2 separate regions of the Homo sapiens genome follow, and region 2 is linked to region 1. Evidence: chromatin loops called from intact Hi-C (ENCODE). Cell type or tissue: ovary. All regions are shown on one strand. Each heading gives the region's core, and the rest is flanking DNA. Links, peaks and the distances in the headings are about the cores only.

What was found. A loop is a pair of places that touch in the nucleus more often than their neighbours do. Peaks named below come from ENCODE experiments on the same cell type or tissue, not always from the same donor. Only the 100,000 strongest peaks of a DNase experiment are listed, where the experiment ranks them.
Region 2: it touches region 1 in a loop (4-fold over the local background); 7 of 110 quality-filtered maps call a loop at or near these places.

Annotation. Positions count from the first base shown.
Region 1 is chr10:101,601,637-101,604,550 of GRCh38, reverse strand. The region is part of intron 4 of DPCD (deleted in primary ciliary dyskinesia homolog (mouse)); the gene reads right to left. Among named protein-coding and RNA genes, the nearest start is that of MIR3158-2, 1.6 kb to the right of the region's middle. RefSeq lists a silencer at 1,506-1,665. In ovary, for the core only: a CTCF peak has its summit at 1,570; a DNase peak (open chromatin) is centred at 1,570.
Region 2 is chr10:102,008,367-102,011,280 of GRCh38, reverse strand. ARMH3 (armadillo like helical domain containing 3) reads left to right here. Exons shown (of 26, transcript NM_024541.3): 12 at 1,258-1,304; 13 at 1,832-1,907. Among named protein-coding and RNA genes, the nearest start is that of ARMH3, 46 kb to the left of the region's middle. RefSeq lists an enhancer at 1,365-1,434. In ovary, for the core only: a CTCF peak has its summit at 1,262; a DNase peak (open chromatin) is centred at 1,274.

The DNA of each region.
Region 1 (2,914 bases), core at 112-2,611:
CATCCCTCACTAATATGTGAGGCCAAGGACATGATACACTGCAATCAATTCCTTCAAGTAAAGTCACCAACCCAGCTCTTCAGAGACAAGGCAAGTATGGGTAAAGAAACTCTGGCTTTGGTTAGTAACCACATTCCAGAATATTAGAACTGGGGCAGGTTATGGAACCTCCAGGTGAAGGAAGAGGTCAAATCAGAGAGAAATGCCATGATGTGCATTTCTGAAGTGCAGATGTCTGAGTATCAGGAGAGACAGTCACTAACTTTCAGCAAGCTGGTTCATCATGCTGACTTTATATATACATTTATATAATCATCTATAACACAAGAATAAAAGTATGGATCCTGTCCACCTCCTGACAGAATGATGATCAGAAAACAGATTTTAAATGTACTATATCCTTAAAAAGCTAAACACTGTGGAAGGGAGTAGCCATTGAGTTTTTGGCTTCTGGCCAGAGGCCACACTTCCCCACCTGCCAGAATGGCCACCCTGGTCTGGGTGTGGTGGCTCATGCTTGTAATCTCAGCACTTCAGGAGGCCAAGGCAGGAGGATCACTTGAGCCCAGGATTTTGAGAGCAGCTTGGGCAAAATGGAGAGACCCTCAACGCTATAAAAAATTGTTTAAACTTGGCCAGATTGGGTGGTATGCGCCTATAGTCCCAGCTTCTCAGGAGGATGAGGCGGGAGGATCCCTTGAGCCCAGGAGTTCAAAGCTACAGTGAGCTATGATTGCAAGAAGTGGACTCTAGCCTGGGCAATAGGGCAAGACTCCATCTCTTTTTTTTTTTTTGAGATGGAGTCTCACTCTGTCACCCAGGCTGGAGTGCAATGGCATGATCTTGGCTCACTGCAACCTCTACCTCCTGGGTTCAAGCGATTCTCCTTCCTCAGCCTCCCGAGTAGCTGGGACTACAGGCATGCACCACCACGCCTGGCTAATTTTTGTATTTTTAGAGAGACAGGGTTTCGCCATGTTGGCCAGGCTGGTCTCAAACTCCTGACCTCAGATGATCCACCTGCCTTGGCTTCCCAGAGTGCTGGGATTACAGGCGTGAGCCACCGCGCCCAGCCAAGACTCCATCTCTTAAAAAAAAAATAAATAAATAAAAATAAAAATAAAAAAGAATGTCTATGCAGGCTGTAACCCCTGATGAGAAATAAATCTCTCCCTTCCAAATTAATAATAATAATAAAGGAATACCCATTGAGTTCTATATAATTAATGGGAGTAAAGGTATAAAATACATTCTTCCAGGTAGAAGGTAAAAATGCCACTAGGTTCGGGAACGATCTGGCTAAGGGTTCAGCGGCCTCTAGGTTACCTCCCAACAGAGAGACCTGAGGAGGGCAGGGATGAGCCAGGCTGGGACACTGGACCAGAGGCTCAGTGTGGGTTCCAAAGTGGGCCCTGAAACACTCCTCTGTCCTCTATGGGAATCCAACCCTCAGCCCTGCCCCTCCAGGGGCATCACTCCCATCCCACCTGGCCTCACCCATCATTTCAAAAATGTCCAACAACCCCTGCTTGCCTTGAGAGCTAGCCTGGGCCTCCAGCCATGGAGCTCCTGGCCAACAGCGCCACCTATGGCTGGATGTGCGCAGGAGATGGGACCCAGAGGATATGCTGGCAGATGAATTTTTTGGTGAGCTAGCTAGCCTCTTTCCTCACTCCCTGGTAATCACATTTCTGTCTGATATCTGTATTCGACAGTGACCTCTGGGGGACAAAAAAGAGGCAGCAGCCAGCTTCACAAAGTGCTGGGCTGCAGATTCAAGTGCTATCAGAAGCACTTTTGTTCCCAGTTTGGACCCAAGGCCTCTTCCACCAAGGAATGCTTGCTGAAGCATGGAGTTTGTTCTCCTACAGGCAATTTCTCTGTTGTCTGAAATTGCTAAATTCCACTTTAGGCAGTGACTCCTGTTAATGATGAGAACAATAACGGGAATAAACTGCCTCTTATCTGAGGGCTTCAAAGTGCTTTATAAACACAAACCCTTATTATTATGACTTTATATTTATAGACAAGGCCCACTGCAGGGGCTGCTGGCTGCATGTACAGCAATAATCCTGAAATTAATTCATCCATCTCCACCCTTTCCCCTGTCCTCTTAACCCTGCCAAAGCAATGGGATATGGGGGTCACAAGAGGATGGCAGCACCCAGGGCTGCGATGGGGGAGTCTGGGAGCTACCCTGCTTCCCTGTGGGCCTCGTGAGCCTGAGGGAGATGGAAGGGGAGACTGGCACCACATCACCTGAGGAGATGCACAAGGAGCTGTGTCCCCATTACTGCATGTAAAGCAAGAGATGGGTGGGGGCATCCCCATGAGGCATGTTGAATGGCTTCACAGCTTGCAGACAGGTAACTTATAAAACCTCCCATCTCAATGCCCAAATCTATTTTGTGGGAGTTGTCCCTAGACTGTATTCTCTCTAGCCCAGGTCAAGATTGATTCATTTCAGGGTCATTCCCTTCAGGCCTCACACAGGGCATTGTTCTCCTGTGATCAGTCAGGGCTCCAGAAACCTAAATGAGATCAATGCATTTCCAAAATGGAAATGCACTGTGGCCACCTTCTGTCCTTTCAACCCCTGCAGTTTGCCTCCCCTCTAGGGGACCACAAAGGGAAGTTGAGTACCCCTTTTGAAGCATTATGCAAGAGACTTCCAAGCGGCCCAAGCATCTGCCCCACTGTCAGTCTGGGGAGGGATTAGGTTTACTGCTGCCCAGTCTGCTTTAAACTGCTGTCAAGTACTGCTTTAAAGGACTGTCACTCCCACTTCAGACAGGGGTGCCTTCCAAGCTATGGCTCCCTGCCAGCTCTGACAGTGATGTCACCAGGCCACCCTTACCAAGGCCTGGCTCCAGTCAGGAGACCAAGGTCATAATAACCTTTCAGCAGAACCACC
Region 2 (2,914 bases), core at 89-2,588, 410 kb before region 1:
CATGGCTGTTTGATCCTCATAGCTGGTCCTAGGGTTGAGCGATCGTGCAGTAGATCTGTGCCACTCTTCTAATAGCTTAGGGTTTGGGCTTAGAGGTCTGAATTTTAGGGAAGTTATTGGTCCAGCTGGCAAGACTCCAGGGCAAGGTTTCTTGGCATTTGGTACCAGATAATCTGGGACTGATTTTGAAGAGATAAATCTAGGAGATTCTAGAATCTAGGCAGATTCAGAAAGTCTGTCTTTCGGGCATTATTATCCAAGTATTCAGCTCTAGGGCAAGACAATTTTTTGGTTAGTTGCAAGAAGTAGTTGCCCCCTCTCCTCCTCCACTTCTGCAATTCTTTTTCCTCCACTGCTTACGAATTGTTCCTTCTGCCTTCTCAGCCTGTTCTCAGGAAGGGGCCTGATAAACTCTTTAACTCCAAAATGTAAATGAGTGAAGTCTCTCAGGGGCTAGAGAAGTATGAGTTTTGTACTGGTGTTTGATGAAATGAATTAGATACAATTATACTGCTCCCAGATATCTCTGCCTTTCAGTCAAGTTTTCAGAAAGTTTTGTACCAAACACATGAAGCTCTAGGAGCATAGGTTTGTGTATAGTTTCAAGCATAATTAAGGAGGTGGAAGAGGTATTTTTTAGTGGGTGTAGGCATCTTAGTGCTTCTGATATCATACACATTAGAGGCAGCCTACTCCATTTACTTATTCACTTGCTCTGACTAGGACACAAACTAAAGATTTTGTTATCTGAAAAATGGAGAGTGGATCTCATATAGACAGCTTTGGTCTGAAACCTGAATATTGTTCCCAAAGATAGCTTTATGTTGGTTGAAGTCAGCCTGCTTCCTGTGAAGTTTTTCCTAAGTTAGTTTCTGACTTCAAATAAGCAACTTCTAGGAAAGATACAGAGTGATGAAGATGTGTAGGTTAACTGTCAGAGGGACTAAACTTACACACTGAAAAGGAGAGTTGGACAAAAGTACTAGGCTTTTTCTTTAAAGCGAGGTGATTTAGTAGGCAAGATGATTTACTAGGCAAGATGATTTAGTAGGATTCTCATTATTTCATTTATTACTTATGAGTCTTTTAAGATTTTCAAAGTGGGCTGGTTTTGGTGTGTGTGACTTATGGCCTAGAGTTCCAAGTTCTCCCCAGGTGGAAGCAGCTTGTTTTCTTCACTGATAAAAGGCTTCCTAGGCATAAAGCTCCTCTCATATCCTCCTGCTATAAGTTTGCAATTCCCCTTTTCTTCCACAGGTGGGCAGCATGTTCATAGCAGATGCCCATGAGAAAATCTCAGTACAGTAAGTGCCTGACATTCTTGTGCAGTGACTTGGACTTTAGTGTGGGCTGTCCTGCTGGATATGAGAGTGTGCAGTGTTACCTCTTGCTAATCTTTTACAGAATCATACTTTTTTGGTGATTTTCAAATGTTTCATGGGTTTTGAACATTAATGGACCCTTAGAAATTTCTGCTTTTCATATGTATTGAGCGACAATAAGCTGAACAACTGTTGCCAGACTATCTCTGCAATGAAACAAAAGAGGGATGGGTGTCTGAGCCAGTTGAGGACTTAACTGGGTTGAGGTGGAAAAACAGAGGGAAGATAATGAAGTAGATGAGAACTGGTCCTAAGGAATTAAAGTGAAGGCCCTGACTCCTGCCTATACACTTTTGCATACGCCCAAATGGCAAGTAAAGGGGAACTTTAGAAATGCAAAGGAATTGATAATGAGGCGCTGGGGTGCAATCCAATCTTATCTTCATGGTTATACTGTTTTAACTCCCCCCACTATAAAAACTGCTCCAATTTGTTCTCTTTTTCTTTAGAACCAATGAGGCCATTCTTCTGGCACTTTATGAAGCTGTTCATTTAAATCGCAACTTCATCACAGTATTAGCTCAGGTTGGTCACATTAAAAATCCCAGTGTTTTTTTCTCTCTAAATTTCATACCGATTAATTCCATTGAAAAGCCTATCTGGCTGTACTTGTTTAAACCCTGCTTTGCATTGGTAAGTGGTAGTAACAAGGAGTTGAATCAGTTGCCTTTGTTTCCTGCTGTCCTCAAATATGTATGTTTCCATTGGTGCTGAAATGGGTCTAATAACGTGCAAAGTTAGTTTTTTTGGCCAATTTATTGATCCTGTTAACCCAAATGAATTGTCATGACTTCATTTTGCTCACTAGAAATCCCTGGTATTATCCGCTATGTGGATTTTTATATTGGGCTTTCTGCTTTCCACACCACTGTGGAATTACAACTGGAGATAAAATAGGCCAAGCCACTCACCTTATTATCTCACCAATTTCCAGAGGAAAAAAGTAAAAAATATCCTGGCCAGGTTAAGGTTAGCTGTTAACAGATAACGTGGTTTACATACATTGAAAGGAAGTCATAGAATACTGAGCGCTGGGCCCTGCGCTGTGGCTCACGCCTGTAATCCCAGCACTTTGGGAGGCTGAGGTGGGCGGATCACAAGGTCAGGAGATCAAGACCATCCTGGCTAACACGGTGAAACCCTGTCTCTTCTAAAAATAAAAAAAAAATTAAAAAAAAAATAGCTGGGCGTGGTGGCGGACGCCTGTAGTCCCAGCTACTTGGGAGGCTGAGGCAGGAGAATGACGTGAACCCAGGAGGCAGAGCTTGCAGTGAGCCGAAGTCGCGCCATTGCACTCCAGCCTGGGTGACAGAGTGAGACTCTGTCTCAAAAAAAAATAAAATAAAAACAAAACATAACAAAATAAAACAAAATAAAAAAACAAACAAAAATACCCCCAGAATACTGAGCGATGGGTCACATGCCTGAGGGATAGCCACAGTAATTGGCATAGAAGAGGACTAAAGTAGACCAAGAACTCAAGAGCTGTCCATGAAAGCCATTTTAAAAAATTGATAAAGTGTTATTATCTT